Linked DNA regions of Homo sapiens: region 1 is linked to region 2. Evidence: chromatin loops called from intact Hi-C (ENCODE). Cell type or tissue: OCI-LY7. All regions are shown on one strand. Each heading gives the region's core, and the rest is flanking DNA. Links, peaks and the distances in the headings are about the cores only.

Evidence for each region. A loop is a pair of places that touch in the nucleus more often than their neighbours do. Peaks named below come from ENCODE experiments on the same cell type or tissue, not always from the same donor. Only the 100,000 strongest peaks of a DNase experiment are listed, where the experiment ranks them.
Region 1: it touches region 2 in a loop (6-fold over the local background); 8 of 110 quality-filtered maps call a loop at or near these places.

The regions. Positions count from the first base shown.
Region 1 is chr12:31,249,570-31,259,973 of GRCh38, forward strand. It overlaps the pseudogene RPL13AP22 and the pseudogene MREGP1. Among named protein-coding and RNA genes, the nearest start is that of FLJ13224, 70 kb to the right of the region's middle. RefSeq lists an enhancer at 2,840-3,379. In OCI-LY7, for the core only: CTCF peaks have their summits at 898, 2,295 (motif pointing right) and 2,518; no DNase peak of the experiment used is centred there.
Region 2 is chr12:31,356,899-31,367,302 of GRCh38, forward strand. It overlaps LINC02387 (long intergenic non-protein coding RNA 2387), which reads right to left. Exons shown (of 2, transcript NR_146469.1): 2 at 6,583-6,897. LOC124903091 (U6 spliceosomal RNA) reads left to right here and starts at 9,366; the gene lies at 9,366-9,468. RefSeq lists an enhancer at 7,621-8,120. In OCI-LY7, for the core only: a CTCF peak has its summit at 6,418 (motif pointing left); DNase peaks (open chromatin) are centred at 6,033, 6,303 and 6,693; H3K4me3 peaks cover 928 bases; H3K27ac peaks cover 1,215 bases.

The DNA.
Region 1 (10,404 bases), core at 772-8,771, 110 kb before region 2:
CTGGCTTCATACTTCCCCTCACATGGTTAAGTAACCAACCGAGGCAGTCATTGTCTTTCTCCAATGCATGCATAGCCTCCAACAACAGTCATCTAATTCCAAAATTCTTGTATTTACTTAATTTCCCCTGAAACTCTCAACCTCCTATATGTGTCACTTGCCAGCCTATCCCCTTCTACCAGTTTCGTGTCCCAGTTTGCCACCTGTAAACATGTGAACACTGGCACTGGCATGGATGCCTGGGGCAACTAGCGCTTCACCTATGATGGGGGCTAGCGCTCTACCAGTGATGGGGGCCTTATTACAGCCAGCCAGGTGCAGCAACAACATCCTATTTTAGAGTCAGTTCCTAGGACCACATCCAGTACCAGCTGTCACAGGTGGAGTTCACTGGGAAACACACTCTGAGACACCGAGATTTCTATACAGAAGTTATTGGAGAGTAATCGCAGAAATAGCACCTGTAAGTGTTGAAAGACAAAGAATTTGGCAGATAGAAAAGTCGAGCTGAGCCTCAGTGGGTCCATGGAGAGCTCTGGATCTGGGATGGCCCTTCTGAGATATTGCAAACTGAGGCATGGTGGACAAGTCTTGGTACCTCACAGGAACCAGTCATTGGATGTGCACGGTCCCTAGGGAGGGAGCTTAATCTTGGGCAGTGTCTTTCTTTGGCTAAAAGCAACACTGGGAAAGCAGCACAGGTGAGAGGTGCCAGGCAGCGGCTCCCCCAGCGGCTGGAGAATGAGCAGTGCCTCAGTCCTGGAGGGGAATCCGGGCAGCACCCACAGCATCCACAATGCCCTGCAGCACTGGGAGCAGCCCTCACCTTTCTGAGACTGTTTCTTGACCTGCAAAATAAGGGAACACAGTTGGTTCTTGAGCAGTGTGGCGGCTAGGGGGCACTCCCAAAAAACCTAAGAACCTATTGTTGACCAGAAGCCTTCCCACAGAAACAGTCGATTAACACATATTTTGTATGTGGTGGGTATTATATCCTGTATCTTTACAATAAAGTAAGCTAGAGAAAAGGAAATTATAAAGAAGAAAATATACATTTACGCTGGGCACGGTGGCTCACGTCTGTAATCCCAGCACTTTGGGAGGCCAAGGCGGGTGGATCGCCTGAGGTCAGGAGTTCGAGACCAGCCTGGCCAACATGGTGAAACCCCATCTCTACTAAACGTGCAAAAATTAGCCAGGTGTGGTAAGCGCCTGTAATCCCAGCTACTCGTGAGGCTGAGGCAGGAGAATCGCTTGAACCCGGGAAGCAGAAGTTGCAATGAGTTGAGATCATGGCACTGCACTCCAGCCTGGGCAACAGAGACTCTGTCTCAAAAAAAAAAAAAAAAAGAAAAAAATAGAAAATATATATTTACTATTCATTACATGGAAGTAGATCATCATAAAGGTCTTCATCTTCATCATCTTCACATTGAGTAGGCTGAGGAGGAGGAAGAGGAAGACGAGGAGTTGGTCTTGCTGTCTCGAGGTAGTAGAGGTGGAAGAGGTGGAGGAGGTGGAAGGGGAGGCAGGCGAGGCAGGCACACTCGGGGTAACATTTGTTGGAAAAAATCCGCACAGCCTAGGCAACAATGCAAAACCTCTCTATAAACGATAGAAAAATTAGCTGGGTGTGGTGGTGTGCACCTGTAGTCCCAGCTACTGGAGAGGTTGAGGCAGGAGGATCACTTCAACCCGGAAGGTCAAGGCTTCAGTAAGCCATGATCACGCCACTGCACACCAGCGAAGGTGACAAAGGGAGATCCTGTCTCAAAAAAAGAAAAGAGAAAAACTCCGTGTAAAAGTAGACCCACACAGTTCAAACTCATGTTGTTCAAGAGTCGACTGAAATAGCTACCTCAAAGATGTCCAAAAAAGCAAATGCAAAAACAAATGCAAGCAATTTGTGAACTGTTAACAAGGTTATTCTTCTCATCCTAAAGTCTGGAGCAATCTCATCACCATCTTTCTATTATGCCCCACACCCACTTCTCGTCTCAAGAAGTCAGTATTTTACTTTTCTACCAGGATTTAGCTTTACTGTCCACTTTACTGCTTCTCCAAAAAGTTGCAGTGATGATGTTGAGAAGTGACTAATTCATTAGGTATATCTTTATTTTTCACCATAAATTAATTTCTAAAATAGGCTCTATAATTACCAAAACTCTTCTAGTCTATAATTGGGGGTTCTATAAAACATAAAATTACAGGATTTATAGTTCTTTAAAATGGAAAAGTGCTCTCAAAAAATGTTACTAGTTCAAAGGAGATTCATAAATGAATCATGTAATTTTAAGCAATTCTCACTAGATGGAGCTAGTTACAAATAAATACTTTTTTAATATTTTTCTTCTTTATTTTTAATTTTTTATTTTTATTTATTTTTTATTTTTTGAGGAATTAACAGTCTTTATTGGGCTCAGATCAGGAGGCCGTGGGTCTTGAGGACCTCTGTGTATTTGTCAATTTTCTTCTCCACGTTCTTCTCGGCCTGTTTCCGTAGCCTCATGAGCTGTTTCTTCTTCCCGTAGTGGATCTTGGCTTTCTCTTTCCTCTTCTCCTCCAGGGTGGCTGTCCCTGCCTGGTACTTCCAGCCAAACTCGTGAGCCAGGCGCCCCAGATAGGCAAACTTTCTTGTAGGCTTCAGACGCACAACCTTGAGGGCAACAGGAACCACCATCCGCTTTTTCTTGTCGTAGGGCGGTGGGATGCCATCAAACACCTTGAGGCGGTCCAGAGCGGCCTGGCCTCGCTTGGTCTTGTGGGGCAGCATACCTCGCACGGTCCGCCAGAAGATGCGGCTGGGGGCCCGGAAGTGGTAGGAGCCTCGGTAAGAGTTGGTGTTCATCCGCTTGCGGAGGAAAGCGAGGTACTTCAACTTGTTTCTGTAGAAATTGCCAGAAATGTTGATGCCTTCGCAGCGTACGACCACCACCTTCCGGCCCAGCAGTACCTGTTTACCACGATGGCCGCCAGGCGGCCCAGGAGATGGCCTCGACCATCAAGCACCAGGACCTGCACCTCTGCCGTCTTCGCCAGCCGCTTGGGAAAGGCTTTTCTTCTCTTTAATACAGGAATATTTTAATTCCTTGTAAGGAAAATTTCCTGGATAATTCCATGTATTTTAATAATCACAGAGATAGTCTTATTCTTACTCATTCATTACCAAAAATAAAGACTTCAGTAACAATTTATACTCCATAGAGTATACGATCTCATCTATTTTGACATCCAAAAAAAAAAGGCAGAAAGACAAAACGCAAATTCTGAGGCAGAAATTAAGAAAATATAATTCTTATTTTTTATTTAATTTATTGTTTGTTCCGCTGTTTGAATGTTTATCTTCCAGGAGCCTACAGAAGTGAGGGAAAGTATCTGCAGGCTAATTTTAAATAACACGAGACAGAGATTAAACATTAAATATAAAAAAAAAACCTTTTAGCTTACTTATTAAACTAGGAAGAATTTTCCTTAAACACATCACTCAAATTGGTCTGCAATGCATCAATAAATGGAGAACATAGATCTCACCTAGGAAATATTTTATACATTGTGGACACTACAAAAAAGCTCATCAGAATATAAAAATTTTCAAGTCACAATCCCCTAAGCAGACTAAAAACAAGTTAGCGTTTAACCTGAAATCAGAAGTGCAAACTCTGTAAAAATAAAAATATTGCCATTGTTCTCAGCAATCTATGAATAAATCCTACAACTCCTTAAAGTCTTTTCAATAAAATGAACCATGATCTCTTGACAAACTCCTTGCTTAAATGGCAGGTAACTTTTGAAGCTGGACTTCTCAATCTGTCAAGAGAAGCAAGCTGCATTGGCAGCATTGCTCGCTTTTGAAAATCACCTTCTGAACAGAAGGTCCAGCAAAGACCTTCAATGCAACACTCCCTGTATATGTGCAAGTCTGCATGAGACGTCCTCCCGCAGGTGCAACTCCCAGCCAATGAACCAGAAACAGATGAAAGACAAAAGGGGAAAGTCGAGGTCAAATGTTTCAGTTTACCCATGCTATCCCAGATAAAATGCCAAGGGCTTTTGGAATAAAATGGACAATATGCAAAGATGAGGTGACCAGATGTCAATAATGTTGGGAATTTAAAATGCATGTACCACACATGAACACAATTCTTTAAATGCAGCTGCAGGAAGTTCCGTTTGGGGGTCATCCTCTTTGAAACTCCCTTCTGGGCAGTACTGCTTGTCATTTCTATCATCTGATACATCTATACTTCCAAATAATCCTAACTGATACTCAAAGTGATGCCTTGACACCCTCTGAGGTTCTACAGGCTCTTCCAAATCAAAGAGAGGTCACATCATGCATAGTATTATTTGGGGGTTAGCATACGTTTTATAATAATTATGTTAAAATTGGTAATCCCTTTTTGGGTTCAATGATAGCTCTATTAATTATATTGTCTTGTTAACTGAAATATTCCACTCTGTCAATGGGATTAATGGTTGGAGATTATGATACAACCAAAACCAAAGCTGGGCAATGGGCTCTTGGACTGGAATCACCCATTATGAACTATCCATCTGACCAACTCTTTAACTTTCTTCCTAAACGTCAGATCACCAGGGCGTTTCAGTGCAGCCTGCACAATTCAGAGAGTAGGGTCCAGATTAAAGACCTTACATTTTTGTAGAATTCAGAATCATTTTTCATTCAGCAAGCCCTCTATTTGCTCACTCTCTTCTACATGTAATTGTTCAACTTTGGTTGACTGTCGAGTCCTCATGGAAGAATTCCCATTCTGCCACTGAGCCTCTCTGTTAGGGACTTGAAAATGGAAGGTAGTGCAGTTCTTTCTGACCATCTGCCAGGCAAGGAGCCCCGGGCTTCTAGGGGTAAGTTCGTCCCTTTTCCCAAGTCTTTCACTTTGCACTCTTCATTCAGAGTTAAATGGCATAAAACTCGGATTTTCAAAGCCAGTTGATTTAATCTGAGACACATAAGACTAGGATCAAATAAGTGAAGTAAATGATTCAAATGCAATGACTTCTGTTGTTGCATTCTGTTGTTGCATAGAAGAATCTAAAATTCTTCTATGGCCTAATTTTCAGAAACTATTTTAGGACAAAAAAGAACCAAAAAAAAGTTCTACTAAAAAAAATAAAGAGACAGACTAGTAATTTGCTTGGTCAGAGCTTCTTTTTAAAAAAATAAAATAATATTAAGTCAAAGAGGAAAACAAATATAACATCAAACTATTTGCAAAATAATGAAAATTGGCTGGGGGCAGTGGCTTACTTTGGGAGGCTGAGGCAGGTGAATCACCTGAGACAAGAGTTCAAGACCGGCCTAGGCAACATAGTAGGACCTCATCTCTACAAAAAATACAAAAAATTCATGGGACATGGTGGTACACACCTGTAGTCCCAGCTACTAAAGAGGCTGAGGTGGAAAGACCACTTGAGCCTGGGAAGTTGAGGCTGCAGTGAGCAATGAGTATGCCACTGCAGTCCAGCCATGTCTCAAAAACATCACAATAATAATGAAAATGAGAACAATGCATAGAAAACTTAGTTTAGGGGTTGTACAAGCTACAGCGTAACTCATAACCTTAAATGTTTTTCTTCTTAGAAAAAATCTAACTCTTCAACTCAAAAAATTAGAATAGCTAAAACGAATCTAAGAAAAGAGAAAAGGAAAATAAATTTAAAGAAAATAAAAACAGTAAAAATGATAAACCCAATAGCAGATGTTTTGGGGGGGAATACAAATGAAATAAGCATCTTTCTGTCAAATTCATTCTACAATACACACACACACACACACACACACACACACACACACACACACGAAAAAAAAACCATAAGTAAAATAAGAAATCAGCAACAGTCTGGAAATTTTTAATGATAAAATAACAATTATTCGTATATGCAGATAAAACAGAAATCTCAGTAAACTAGATGATTAACATAAAGATATAATGGCCAAAATTGACTCAACAAGTTGAAAACCTAAAACTTATGGTGAAAGAAGAAAGTATTTAAGTTATCAAAGAAATATTTGTTAGACATTTCCCAGGCTCAGATAGTTTTACTGTTTAATTATTTTAAACTTTCCATAGCTAGACAAAAATACACAAAAATATGAAGACTAATTTATGGGCCAAATATTGTTTATGCAGCAGAACTCATCTACATCACATAATTCCCTCTTTCTTCCATTTATTCTTAGAAGTCTGCCTCTAACCTGCCTCTGATAGAACACTTGATTGGATTTTTCATTTCTTTGCCTCTTAGAATATTAAAATGTTTTTTTCTGGCCAGCTCCACAAAACTCTGATTTTGATGAAATTTTGCCTTCTCTCATATTTTTTAGTGACAGGCCACCCAACTCTTAAACATTTGATTGCATTCTGGAAAGCTCTGTGGCTCTGAGAGACCATGAGATCTCCTTCCTTACTTCCTTCCTTCTTTCCTTCCTTCCTTCCTTCCTTCTTTCCTTCCTTCCTTCCTTCTTTCTTTCTCTCTCTCTCCTTTCTTTCTTCTCTTTCTTTCCTTCTTTCTTTCTTTCCTTCCTTCCTTCCTTGCTTCCTTCTTTCTTTCTTTCTTTCTTTCTTTCTTTCTTTCTTTCTTTCTTTCTCTCTCTCTCTCTCTCTCTCTCTCTCTCTCTTTCTTTCTTTCTTTCTTTCTTTCTTTCTTTCTTTCTTTCTTTTTCTTTCCTGACAGAGTCTCATCCTATTGCCCAGGCTGGAGTGCAGTGGCCCAATCACAGCTCACTGCAGTCTCAACCTCCTGGGCTGAAACAATCCTCCCTCCTCAGCCTCCTGAGTAGCTGGGACTACAGGCATGCACCACACCCTGCTAATTTTTTTTGTATTTTTTTTAGAGATGGGGTTTTGCAATGTTGCCCAGGCTGAAAGATCATATTTCTTAAAGTCATTCTACTAACTAGTCCTTCCAGTTATTACAAATTATAAATCTGCAATAATTAAAATGGAGTCATATTGACAAGAATAGCTTTCAGTGAAATAGAATAGAGAGCACAGAAAGTCACAAGATTTTAAAACAACTCAACATATAATAATTACCAATCAACAGGAAAGAATGAAATTGTTCTATTTATTGCATAAATAGCATTGTAGAAATTGGCTTGCTATTTGGTGATAAAATAAATAATAAGTCGGGTATGGTGGTGCACGCTTGTATTCCCAGCTACTCGGTAGCTGAGGCAGGAGGATCGCTTGAGCCTAGGAATTCAAGGCTGTAGTGCACCATGATCACACCTGTGAATAGTCGCTGCAGTCTAGCCTAGACAATATAGTAAGACTCTGTCTCTAAAGATAAATAAATAAATCCCAGCCGAATTAGAGATCCAAATATAAAATAAAACCAAAAACTATATCATAAGCATTTATCTTCTCTTCAAATGAAAGCACGTTCCAAGCTTAAACACAAAAGAAGATACCATAATCCACTGAACTGCATAAAAATTTAAAACACCTACATATAATCATGACACCAAAAAGCAACAACCAATTGGAAAACAATATTTATAACAAACATGACAAATGATTAATGCCTTTTATATATAAACAGCTTATGCAAATCACTAAGAAAAACACTAAGACCCCAATAGAAAGTTGAGCAAATTATATGTAAAGAGGTTTCCCAGAAGAGGAAATATAAAAAGAAACATGAAAAAAAAATTAACCTCAATAGGAAACAAATAAAAGCAAAACTTTTAAATGGCAAAATGCCCTACTTTTTCTATGAAATTATAAAGGTTACAAATATAAATACTCAATGGTAATGAAGGTACAATACTATAAACATTCTCACATACTACTTTTTTTTCTTTCTTTCTTTCTTTTTTTGAGACAGGGTCTTGCTGTGTCACCCAGGCACAATCACAGCTAACTGCAGCCTTGACCTCCCACCTCAGCCTCCCAAGTAGCTAGGACTGTAGATGTGTGCCACCACGCCTGGCTAATTTTTTTATTTTTTGTATAGATGTGGCCTCACTATGTTGCCCAGGCTGGTCTTGAACTCCTGGGCTCTAGCAATCCTCTTCCCTTGGCTTCGCAAAGTGCTGGGATTACAGGCATGACTATAATAGACATACTTCTATAAGAGTTAATTAGTATAACATTTCTGGAAAGCCTTTTAACACTATCAAGCATGTTTAAATACTCTACCTTTTAACCCAGTTTATCTATGTATTACTAATATATTGCTACATAATAAAGAACCCTAATATTTAGCAATTTAAATATTTTAAAGAACCATAACATTTATTATCTCACATAGTTTCTACTAGACAGGAATCTGGGAGCATCTTGGCCTAGACGGTTCTGGCTCAGGGTTTTTCATGAGGTTTCATTCCACCTGGTGGCCAGGGCTTCGGCGGTCTGAAGGCTTAGCCAGGGCTGGAAGATCTACTCCCAAGGCAGCTCATTCACATAGTAGTTGGCGGAGGCCTCAGGTCCTCACCACATGGACCTCTCCAGAGGAATGCTGAAGTCTTCTGCCAGAACAAGTGAACCAGCACAGAGAGATCAAGGAGAAAGCCACAATGGCTGGCCGCAGAAATCACACTTCATCATTTTTGCAATATCATACTGGTATTACAAAAAAGCTCCGTTCAGTGGGAAGTGGGAATAGGGGTGGGCTCAGGTGGTGGTACTTACACAACAGCAGTAATAACAGAAAAGGGGACCATATTGTTAGAGGCTGGTCAACAGAATCTCTTTGTAGGAATCTAATTTAACCAAATAATCTGAAATGCAGATAAAACTTTATGCATTAAGATATTCATTATAATAATATTTGTAATAGTAATAATTTGTAAACAATACTCAGTAATGGAGCTGGTTAAGTAAATCATGGCACATCTCTCCAATATTCAATTGTATTCTATATTGCCTCTTATACAATCACATCAAAAATACATGTCATTTTCATATTTCCATATATACTTATATGTGTAGAAAAAGGATGAGAAGAAAATGGACTAAATATTAATGACTACTACCTCTGGGTGATGGAATAATTACTTATTATTTACTTTTCATGCTTTTCTCCATTTTTAAACTTTTCTAAAATAGGTGTATATTACATAGATAATTAGAAATAATTCTTTCAAGGAATTATAAATACCGTTGAGACATTGTGCCTATAGTCTAATGGTAAGAAGAAAGAAAACAACAGAAAAACTCACTGATCTTGGGAGAGTGTTACCAAAATTATTTCATTTTTCAGTCCAACAAATTGCAAAGTCATTGTGAAGAAGGTGTAACCTATTAATCTGTATGTATTATGTACACGAGTTAAAAAACAGAATGACAGTTGGGCGCGGTGGCTCATGCCTGTAATCCCAGCGCTTTGGGAGGCCAAGGCAGGTGGGTCACTCGAAGTTGGGAGTTCGAGACCAGCCTGGCCAACATGGCAAAACCCCGTTTCTACCAAAAACCACAAAAATTAGGTGGGTATATTGGCACATGCCTATAGGCCCAGCTATTCAAGAAGCCGAGCGTGAGAATCACTTGAACCCAAGAGGCAGAGGTTGCAGTGAGCCGAGATTGACCCACTGCACTGCTGCCTGGGCGACAGAACAAGACTCTGTCTCAGAAAAAAAAAAAACAGAATGACAACAGATATTTTCAGAGTATCTTGTAGTTTACAAAGCACATTCACATAGTTATTCGCTTGATAAATCAGAGTACTTCTGCAATTAACACTCTTGCCAGCTATTTATGTCACTCAAGATGTTTGAAAAATGCCTTTTGTGAATTGTAACTGAATGGAGCCAAATTCTTCTGGGGCATATGGCTGTACAACATTCACTGGGAAAGGCAACTAATTGCATGTGTGTACACCTCAGGGAAGAATTTGTTTAAGATAACTGAAATATGTTTGAGTTGAATCTTTTCCTACTCCAGCTAATGGTCATCACTTTAACTGTGTTCTTTCCAAAGCTTTATTAAACACGCTATGAAAATACTGAGCTTGAGCCTGCTGATGGGAAGCAAATAATCTCCCCCTTCTTTAAAGGCGCATTCATTCTTTCAGGTCAGTAGCATCACATTGCAAGATCCTGAAAATCAGTGCGCAGTTGAGTCAGAAAGCTTATAATTGAATTTGCTTAGCTAAGTATCTTAGCAACTCAGTTCACGTCAGCGGAACTTTGTTGAAGGGTATATTTTCATCATTTCTTGCCAGATTTTTAAAGCATGACATGTTGTGTTACTAAAACTAAGTAATTCTTCCAGGGGGAGGAAGCAGTAGTGTCTATTATATACCTTCCACTTTACTTATTTAAGAAAACATAAAAAGCCATTACCGGGAGAATAGAATGCATTGTTCTGAATCTAAATGACAAAGCAATCTTTGTTTGTTTGTTTGTTTGTTTGTTTTGAGACAGAGTTTTGCTCTTGT
Region 2 (10,404 bases), core at 1,507-9,506:
GCCAAGCTGGTCTTGAACTCCTGATCTCAGGTGATCTGCCCACCTCGGCCTCCCAAAGTGCTGGGATTACAGGCGTGAACCACCATGCCCGGCCTTGGCAAACTTTTGTAAAGGGTCAGATAGTAAATATTTTAAGCTTTGCAGTAAATATTTTTACTCACTATTGCAACTACTCATGCCAGACATTGTAGCAAAATAAAAAGCATTTCATAGGCAATATATAATATATAATGCATGAGCATGGCAGTGCTCCAAAAAAACTTTTTTTTTTGGAGACAGGGTCTTGCTCTGTCTCCCAGGCTGGAGTGCAGTTGTGAGACCATGGCCCACTGCAGTCTTGACCTCCTGGGCTCAAGCAATTCTCCTGCCTCAGGTCCCAGAATAGCTGGGACTACAGGCTGCGCCAGCACACCCCACTAAATTTTGTATTTTTAGTAGAGACAGGGTTCAGCCATGTTGCCCAGGCTGGTCTGGAGCTCCTGGGTTCAAGCAACCCACCCATCTCAGCCTCTCAAAGTGCTGGGATTATAGTCGTGAACCACTACGCCCGGCCATTTTTTTTTTCTTTTCAGATAGGATCTTGCTCTGTTTCTCCTGCTGGAATGCAGTGGCACAATCATGGCTCACTGTAGCCTCGACATCCCAGACTCAAGTAATTCACTTCAGCTTCCAGAGTAGGTGGGACAACAGGCGTGCCCACTGAGCCTGGCTAATTTTATTTTTGTAGAGATGGGGTCTCACTATGTTGCCAAGGCAGGACTTGAACTCCTGGGCTCAAGTAATTCTCCTGCCTGGGACTCCTGAAGTGCTGGGATTACAGGTGTGAGCCACTGCACCCTGCCTCCAATAAAACTTAATAAATACTAACAGTTACTTCCCCAAGCATTGAAAACTCTTCTACAACATGAGTTTTAATGATGGCATAACAGTCCATATAGATTTTCATGATTTATTTAACAAAGTCTTTAATGTTGGACATTTAGTTTCTCTTTATTTGCTTACCTCAATCGGTACTCATAATTATTTTGTAACAATTTCTTTTTTTTAGACGGAATCTCGCTCTGTCACCCAGGCTGGAGTGCATTGGCGAGATCTCAGCTCACTGGAACCTCTGCCTCCCGGGTACAAGCGATTCTCCTGCCTCAGCCTCCTGAACAGCTGGGACTACAGGTGCCCGCCACCACGCCCAGCTAATTTTTGTATTTTTAGTAGAGATGGGGTTTCACCATATTGGTCAGGCTGGTCTTGAACTCCTGACCTTGTGATCTGCCCGCCTCGGCCACCCAAAGTGCTGGGATTACAGGGGTGAGCCACCATGCCCAGCCTATAGAAATTATTTTTAAAGTCGGGATGAGAAAAAAAAAAAAAAGAAAAAAGAAAGTGGGGATAAGAAAAAGAAAAATTGCTCATAGACCATTTATTCAGAGATTATAACTGCCCTCCTCATTATTATATATGCTTTTCAGGCTTATGATTACCTTTATTATTTATTTATTTATTTATATTTTTTAGACAGAGTCTTGCTCTGTCATCACCCATGCTGGAGTGCAGTGGTGCGATCTCAGCTCACTGCAACCTCCACCTCCCAGGTTCAAGTGATTCTCCTGCCTCCGCCTCCCGAGTAGCTCACATTATAGGCACGTGCCACAATACCTAGCTAATTTTTGGTTTTGTGTGTGTGTGTGTGTGTGTGTTTGTTTTTGTTTTTTTTTTTTTTTGACGGAGTCTCGCTCTGTCGCCCAGGCTGTAGTGCAGTGGCATGATCTTGGCTCACTACAACCTCCACCTCTGGGGTTCAAGCAATTCTCCTGCCTCAGCCTCCTGAGTAGCTGGGATTATAGGCATGTGTCACCATGCATGGCTAATTTTTGTATTTTTAGTAGAGATGGGGTTTGACCATGTTGGTCAGGCTGGTCTCAAACTCCTGACCTCGTGATCGCCCACCTCGGCCTCCCAAAGTGCTGGGATTACAGGCATGAGCCACCACGCCCGGCCTAATTTTTGTATTTTTAATAGAGACAGGCTTTGCCATGTTGGCCAGGCTGTATTATCACCTTTAAATAAAGCTGGGGTTACACTGTACATCCTATATTGTAACCTGAATTTTCACTTCACCACAGTAATGAAGGTCTTCTCCCCTTCTGAGGTCCTAAACTTAGAATTGCTGGTCTCTGACTTCCATTATTCTAGTTTTACTTCTGTCTTCCCACTGTCTCACATCTACTCCCATAAGGGAGACCACACTGACCATCTGCTCCTCTTGGCATTATATTTCTTACTATAAAACTACACATTGGCACCTGGCTTGCACATCTGTCTCTTAGGAGTTTGGTTACTGTTAGCTCTGTGAGCCTGAGTGATCACCTCAACTATCCTAGCAAAATAGGAGAGTTGGGGCCCTCCAAAGCTGAGAATTTGGGCATTATGACCTAAATAAAGCAACACAATACTGTCTGAGCAACTAGTCAAACCCAACCAGCCTCCTTCTCTGACAACTTTATTTTGCTTTCTTTAAGTGCCATACCAATTATTATAAGTGATGACTAGTATTTATCATTTTAAATGGCAAACAACCCTAAATGGCTTGGTGGAGGGCAAGTTCAGACATTGTCCTGGAGACTGGCTGAGAGTAGAAGCCCCTCTGCAGTGTTCTTTGAAGTGCTGATTTTAGTTATATAAAATGCTAAATTGCCTCTCCCACTGTCAGAATAGCCTTTTATTTATTTATTTATTTATTTATTTATTTTTGAGACGGAGACTCGCTCTGTCCCCCAGGCTGGAGTGCAGTGGCACCATCTTGGCTCACAGCAAGCTCCGCTTCCCAAGTTCACACCATTCTCCTGCCTCAGCCTCCCAAGTAGCTGGGACTACAGGCGCCCGTCACCACGCCTGGCTAATTTTTTTTTTTTTTTTTGTATTTTTAGTAGAGACAGGGTTTCACCATGTTAGCCAGGATGGTCTTGATCTCCTGACCTCGTGATCCGCCCGCCTCAGCCTCCCAAAGTGCTGGGATTACAGGCGTGAGCCACTGTGCCCAGCCCAAAATAGCCTTTTATACCTCTTCCTGTTTATGTTATCAAGAAGTTAGTATGTAGACTTCAGAACTCAATTTTGATCTGCTCTTGATTAAACCTTGGTTTACAGAACTACGGTAGTTTTTCACATTGTAGAGAAAAAGTTGAACTATTTTAATAATGGATTTTCTGTGTGTATAGAAACTCCTACAATTGATTTAAATTTTTTTTTTTTTTGAGACAGATTCTTGCTTTGTCGCCCAGGCTGGAGTGATCTCGGCTCACTGCAACCTCCACCTCCTGGATTCAAGCAATTCTCCTGCCTCAGCCTCCCAAGTAGCTGGAATTACAGGCACCCGCCACCACACTAATTTTTGTAGTTTTTAGTAGAGATGGGGTTTCACCATGTTGCCCAAGGCTGGTGTCCAACTCCTGACCTCAAGTGATCTACCCTCCTCGGCCTCCCAAAGTGCTGGGATTACAGGCGTGAGCCACCACGCCCAACCTTGAGTTAAATTTCTAAAAATCTCAACATAATGTGTTTGGCTCCTCTTCTTATTATGCTTAGAGTTAGGCACTAGCACATACTAGACCTAAACTTGACTGATTTGAAAAGACCACTGAAATCCATGATTTGCTGCGGATCCTCTGTGTCTGCTGTGGCCAATATAAAGAAACTTGGATGCACTTAATTTATGAAGACAAGCTTTGTTGATCTGGAAGTTGAATGATAAATGTGAATCCAATGACGCCATACCCCTGCGGATAATGGCAGGCTGGATGTAGCATGTTAGCCGTCATATTCTGTGTGCTCCCTGCGATGTGGGCACTTCCCTTCCATCGTGGTGAGGCCAAAGCAAAGGCACAGAGACCTGAACACAAACATGAAAAACACCTTACCACCTGGGAGTCAGGGGCAGGTTCAGGCACATCCATTCCTCTGGCATTTGAGCAGCTGTTTTCCACAGCATTAACTCAGCACGGCAGGGTAAGTCAGATTAAAAACCAATAAAAGAGTAGTATCCTCATACCACCCTCAACGTCTTCCTGCTTCACCAAAAAACCAATAAAAGACTGAATGTGGCCCTTTATCAGCTAGACCTCAAAATCTTCTTTGCTTTCTATGCGTATTTCCAATAAAAAAGTACAAGGGTTGTTAAAAGTCCTTATTTATTTATTTATTTATTTATTTATTTATTTATTTATTTTTAGAACCAGGGTCTCACTCTGTTGCCCAGGCTGGAGTTCAGTGGTGCAGTCATAGCTCAGTGCAGCCTCCAACTCCTGAGCTCAAGTGATCCTCCCACTTCAGCCTCCAGAGAAGTTGGGACTACAGGTGCATGCTACCACGCCAGGCTAATGCTTTTGGTTTTTTAAGAGTTTTGTTGAGTCAGGGTCTTGCTATGTTGCCCAGGCTGGTCTCAAATTCCTAGCTTCAAGCAGTCCTCCTCCCTCAGCCTCCCAAAGGGTTGGTATTACAGGCATGAACCACTGTGCCTGGCCTTAAAGTCCTTTTGAAACACAAGACAAGAAACATTTGGCCGCGCACAGTGGCTCATGCCTGTAATCCCAGCACTTTGGGAGGCCAAGGCAGGTAGATCATGAGGTCAGGAGTTCAAGACCAGCCTGGCCAAGATGGTGAAACCCCATCTCTACTAAAAATACAAAAAATTAGCTGGGCATGGTGGCACGTGACTGTAATCCCAACTACTCAGAAGGCTGAGGCAGAGAATTGCTTAAAACCCAGGAGGTGGAGGTTGCAGTGAGCCAAGATCTCGCCACTGCACTCCAGCCTGGGCAACAGAGCAAGACTCTGTCTCGAAAAAATTAAAAATAAAAATACAAAAATTAGCTGGGCATAGTGGCACGTGCCTGTCATCCCACCTACTCAGGAGGCTGGGGCAGGCGAATCGCTTGAACCCGGGAGGCGGAGGTTGCGGTGAGCCAAGATCGCGCCATTGCACGCCAGCCTGGGCAACAGAGCGAAACTCAGTCTCAAAAAAAAAAAAAAAGGAAACATTTATTGAACACCTAGTACATTCCATGCACTGTAGTGTGTGTGGTTTTATTTAATTTCATCTCTGCCCAACCCTGGGAAACGGTCTATTAGCAGACGCAGAGGATAAGGCACAGGACGATCAGGTAACACACCCAGGGCCAAATATCATAAATGGCAGAATTCAAATTAAAGCCACCTTCCAAGCCATGTCCCTCCCATCGTCACAATACTGCATGTCTACAGCACAGTTGATGGGCATAACCCTTCTTAGCAACAGCAAGCAGCTGAGCAGAAAGTAATTGCAGGAGGCAGAGCCAAGAGGAAAACTGCTGAGAGTGCTGACGGTAGGTGGAGAGAACAGAAGCACACACCGTAGGGTGCAATCTTAGTGAGCTTTGTTTTCCTTCAATAGAGGTGAGTTCAGACCCAGGCATGTCTCTCCAACATTCATTTCCCCTGCTTCGGCACCATAGACTTGAAGGATTGGACTCAGGAGTTGGGGAGGACACGGGGGAAGTTGCTTTCCTGGTGCTGAGGCCCCCGGCCACCGTGGTAGTGTACAGCAAGTACAGGGTAACAGAAGGGCCAGCAGGAGGACACGGCGCAATGGTGTACCGAGGGACAGGAGAGTGAATCAGAGCCACAGGACAGAGCTCCACCTGTTTCCAGGGAAGTGCATGGGGGGCTCCCGGAAGCCAAAGGCAGCGCCCAGAGGCAGTGTGAAGAGGCCTTCCTCAGACCTCAGGGTTTCGGCAGGGATAGTGGGTGACCTGTGTGCTGGCTCTCCAGAAACTGAAAGCAGCAAGAGACACTTGGGCTCCTTTTTTAGTTTTTCTGGTTTGTTTTGTTTTGTTTTTTTGCAGGCACTCGGTGGTTAGCTGGAAATAAAGGTGGAGGAACTGGGCAGTTCAAAGGCAGAGACGGCTTCCCCCACCCCCACCTCACCTCCCCTTTCATTCAGAAAAGCCACAAAAGCGTGGCCCCAGGGTGTGTGTGAAAGGAGGGAGGAGTGACTCCACCTAGCTCCTCTGGAGTAAAGAGAGGCTGTGGGCCTGGTGTCGTGCGTGCATGCCTGCATGTGCCTGTGTGTGTGCATGCTTGCCTGGTGCTCAAGGGTCAGGGGAAGCTGGCTGAGAAGACTGAGGAGATGGAGGGAGGTGGAGGGAAGTGTAATAGAAGGAGGTGGAGGAAGGTGGCTGCCATAGAGCTTTGGCTCTGGCTGGCCTGAGTCTCTTCCTGAAGTTGCAGCTGCACTTTGGGGCCAGGCGCTGTTGACACTGTGGGTATAAACATGTGGCCAGCAGCAGAATAGAGACTCAGAGTCTTGAGAAAGAAAGTGGTGACTTCCCACTCCTCCTTCCTTCTTTCCTGTACAGAGTCTGCCATCTGGGGGCAGAGATATGGGCAAGCCCTCATTATAATACTAGCAGTGAAGGGCTGGGCATGACAGGTGGAAACACCACTGACTCTAGAACTCAGAGCATGGAATTTGGTATGGTGGCAGGCAGGGGTCCAGAGGTAGTATTTGTTATCTATTGCTGTGTAACGAATTAGCTTAAGGTATAGCAGTTCAAGAGAAGAAATGTTTATTATCTCACAATTTCTTTGGGTCAGAAATACAGGTGTGGTTTAGCTGAATGCTTTCTGGCTGAAGGTGTTTCAGGACGTTACAGTCATGCCACCAGCTGGGGCTGCCAACTCATCTGAAGGCTCAACACAGGGGGACCGGAGTCCAAGCTCCCTCACATGGTCACCAGCAGGATTCAGTTCCTCGAAGGCTGTCATTTAGAGGCCTCCCTCCGTCCCTCCTTACAGGTCCTTCTCACAGGGCACTTCGTGACATGGCAGCTGACTTTCTGGGGACCATCCAAGTGAGAAAGAGCCCTTAGAAAGAAGTGACAGTCTTTATATAACCTAATCTCAGAAGTGACAACTCATCCCTTCTACAAGGTTCTATTATTCAAAATTGCATCTGTAAATCCAGCTCACTCAAGGGAAAGGGATTACTAGGAGATAGGGGTCACTGGGGGCCATTCTAGAGGCTCCCTGTCACAGCATCCAAGCTGAGACCTACAGAATGACAGGAGTTCACCAGGCAGGGAGGCAGGAGGGAGTTGGGGGACGGCAGGTGCAGTGAACCATGGTTGTAACTCAGTATGGCTGCACAGAGAGCACTGCCTGAGGGTGAGCAGTGCTGTGGAGAGGCCAGCAGGGCCCAGAACTTGTACCATCTTTTAACCCAGGTTTGTAAGGGTGGACTTTATCCTGCAAGCATGAAGATCCTAAAGCTTGAGGCTAACGGTTAAGATTTGGCTTTAGAAAGATTACACTGCTGGCCCAGCTCAGTGGCTCACGCCTGTAATCCCAGCATTTTGGGAGGCTGAGGTGGGCGGATCACCTGAGGTCAGGAGTTCGAGACCAGCCTGGCCAACATGGTGAAACCCTGGTTCTCCTAAAAATACAAAAAAATTAGCTGGGCATGGTGGTGGGTGCTTGTAATCCCAGCTATGCGGGAGGCTGAGGCAGGAGAATCGCCTGAACCCGGGAGGTGGAGGAGGTTGCAGTGAGCCAAGATGGCACCGCTGCACTCCAGCCTGGGTGACAGAGTGAGACTGTATCTGAAAGAAAGGAAAGGGAAAAAAAAGAAAGAAAAAAAAAAGAAAAGAAAAGAAGGAAGGTTATCACTGCTGTGGGGAGAATGGATTGAAGAGAGTAAAAGAGCAGAGGAAGGCCAGCTGGCGGGTGCGGCAGGTGGGGGGATTGAACTGAGGTGCTGGAGAGGCTGAATGGCTGGCAGCAGCGCTGCTGCAGAGCTGGCGTCCCTGGGTGTAGGAACTGACTGCTTATGTCCGTCTTCCTCCTCTGGAACATAAGCTCAATGAGGACAGGGATTCTTGTTTGTAGTCTCTGGTATCCCCAGCGTTTAGGACAGTGGCACTAGATGAATGACTAGGACACCCCAAGGTTTCTGGCTTGAGTAACTGGGTGGAGCTATTCTCTAAGCTGTGAGGCACAGAGGGCAAACATGGACAGAAACTTAATATTTGAGAAATACTGAGTTTGAGGTGCTTTGTAGGCCATCTGAGAATAAATGCCTCGTAGGCAGTTGACATGCGGGGATCTGGAAAGCCTCTTAAAGAAATGGTGAGAGATGGAGACTTGAAAATCCAAGCACCTAGACGCCCGTGATGGGAGTAGTTAACATGGCCCTGGGACCCTTTCCCAGAGTTTCTAGGACACCTTACGCAGCAACAGTGCTTGCTTTGAAAGATAGTAAAGGAAGAAAGTCTTGCCAATTGTCATTCACAAAAGAAAGTCAAAAATATGTTGCCAGAGAGGACAGGAGAAAGCCAGGAATCACGGGAAGCCAGAAGAGAGCTTCGAGTACTATGAGAACAGCACAGTAGGTTAGGTAAGGACTGAAAGGAGGCCGGTGAGTTGAAGCCCACTGTGGGTGGGGAGGAAGGAGAAAAGGAATGTTTTCCAGAAATGCAAAGCATTACTTAATATTTATTTTATTTTATTTTTTTGAGATGGAGTCTGGCTCTGTTGCCCAGGCTGGAGTGCAGTGGCACGATCTCTGCTCACTGCAACCTCTGCCTCCCGGGTTCAAGTGATTCTCCTGCCTCAGCCTCCAGAGTAGCTGGGATTACAGGCGCCCACCAACATGGCTGGCTAATTTTTGTATTTTTAGTAGAGATGGGGTTTCACCGTATTAGCCAGGCTGGTCTCGAACTCCTGACCTTGTGATCCACCTGCCTCAGCCTCCCAAAGTGCTGGGATTACAGGCGTGAGCCACCATACCCGGCCTATTTTATATTATATTTATTTTATTTTATATTTTTTGCTCTGTTGCTCAGGCCGAAGTGCAGTGGTACAATCATGGCTCACTACAGCCTCCACCTCCTGATTCTCAAGCAATCCTCCCACCCCAGCCTCCCAGAGTGCTGAGATTACAGGTGTGAGCCACCACACCTGGCCTCCATTACTTAAAAATGTTTTAAAGGCTGGACACAGTGGCTCACGCCTCTAATCCCAGCACTTTGGGAGGCTGAGGCAGGAGGATCACCTGCAGTCAGGAGTTTGAGAGCAGCCTGGCCAGCATGGTGAAACCCCGTCTCTACTAAAAAATACAAAAATTAGCTGGGCGTGGTGGTGGGTGCCTGTAAACCCAGCTACTTGGGAGGCTGAGTCTGGAGAATTGTTTGAACCTGGGAGGCAGAGGTTGCAATGAGTGGAGATCATGCCATTGCACTCCAGCCTGGGCAACAGAGTGAAACTCCGCCTCAAAAAAAAAAAAAATTAAAACTGTCACTTCCAAACACCATTAAAAAACAAAGTGCCTGATTCGGCCGTACATGTACTAAAATTGGAACACTGGAACGGTAACAGAGAAGATTAGCATGGCTCCTGCACAAAGATGACACGCAAATTCATCAAGCATTCCTTTTTTTTTTTTTTTTGGAGACAGTGTTTCACTCCTATCACCAAGGCTGGACTACAGTGGCGTGATCTCAGCTCACTGCAACCTCCACCTCCCGGGCTCAATGGATTCTTCTGCCTCAGCCTCTGGAGTAGCTGGGACTATAGGCATGCACCACTGTGCCCGGCTAATTTTTGTATTTTTGGTAGAGACGGGGTTTCACTATGTTACCCAGGCTGGTTTCAAACTACTGAGCTCAAGCGATCCACCCGCCTCAGTCTCCTAAAGTGCTGGGATTACAGGCGCGAGCCACTGTGCCCAGCCTCATACTTTTTATATTCATTTTGAAAAAAACCAAACATACAAAATATAGATAAGCATTTAGATCACAAGTTCCCCAAACTGGTCTTTGTAGCAGCAATTTAGGAATCACCTGGGTGGTTTTTAAAAATACATATTCTGCCGGGCACGGTGGCTCACTTTGGGAGGCCGAGGCGGGCGGATCATGAGGTCAGGAGATCGAGACCATCCTGGCCAACACGGTGAAACCCCATCTCTACTAAAAATACAAAAAAATTAGCCGGGCATGGTGGCGGGCGCCTGTAATCCCAGCTACTCGGGAGACTGAGGCAGGAGAATGTCATGAATCCAGGAGGCAGAGCTTGCAGTGAGCGGAGATCGAGCCACTGCACTCCAGCCTGGGCGACAAGTGAGACTCTGTCTCAAAAAAACAAAACAAAACAAAAAAAAACCAGATTCTGGGTTTGCCCCAATTCCATAAAATTAACCTCTCAAGGGTGAAGCAGGAGAAACTATTTTTTAATGTGCCAAGTGACTTTGAAGTGTGACAAGCTTTTTAAACATTTTATTTGGAGTTTTCTGCTTTTATTATTTTTAATTGACACATAATAATTGTATATATTTATGCGGTACCATGTGAGATTTTGATATAGGCATACAATGTGTAA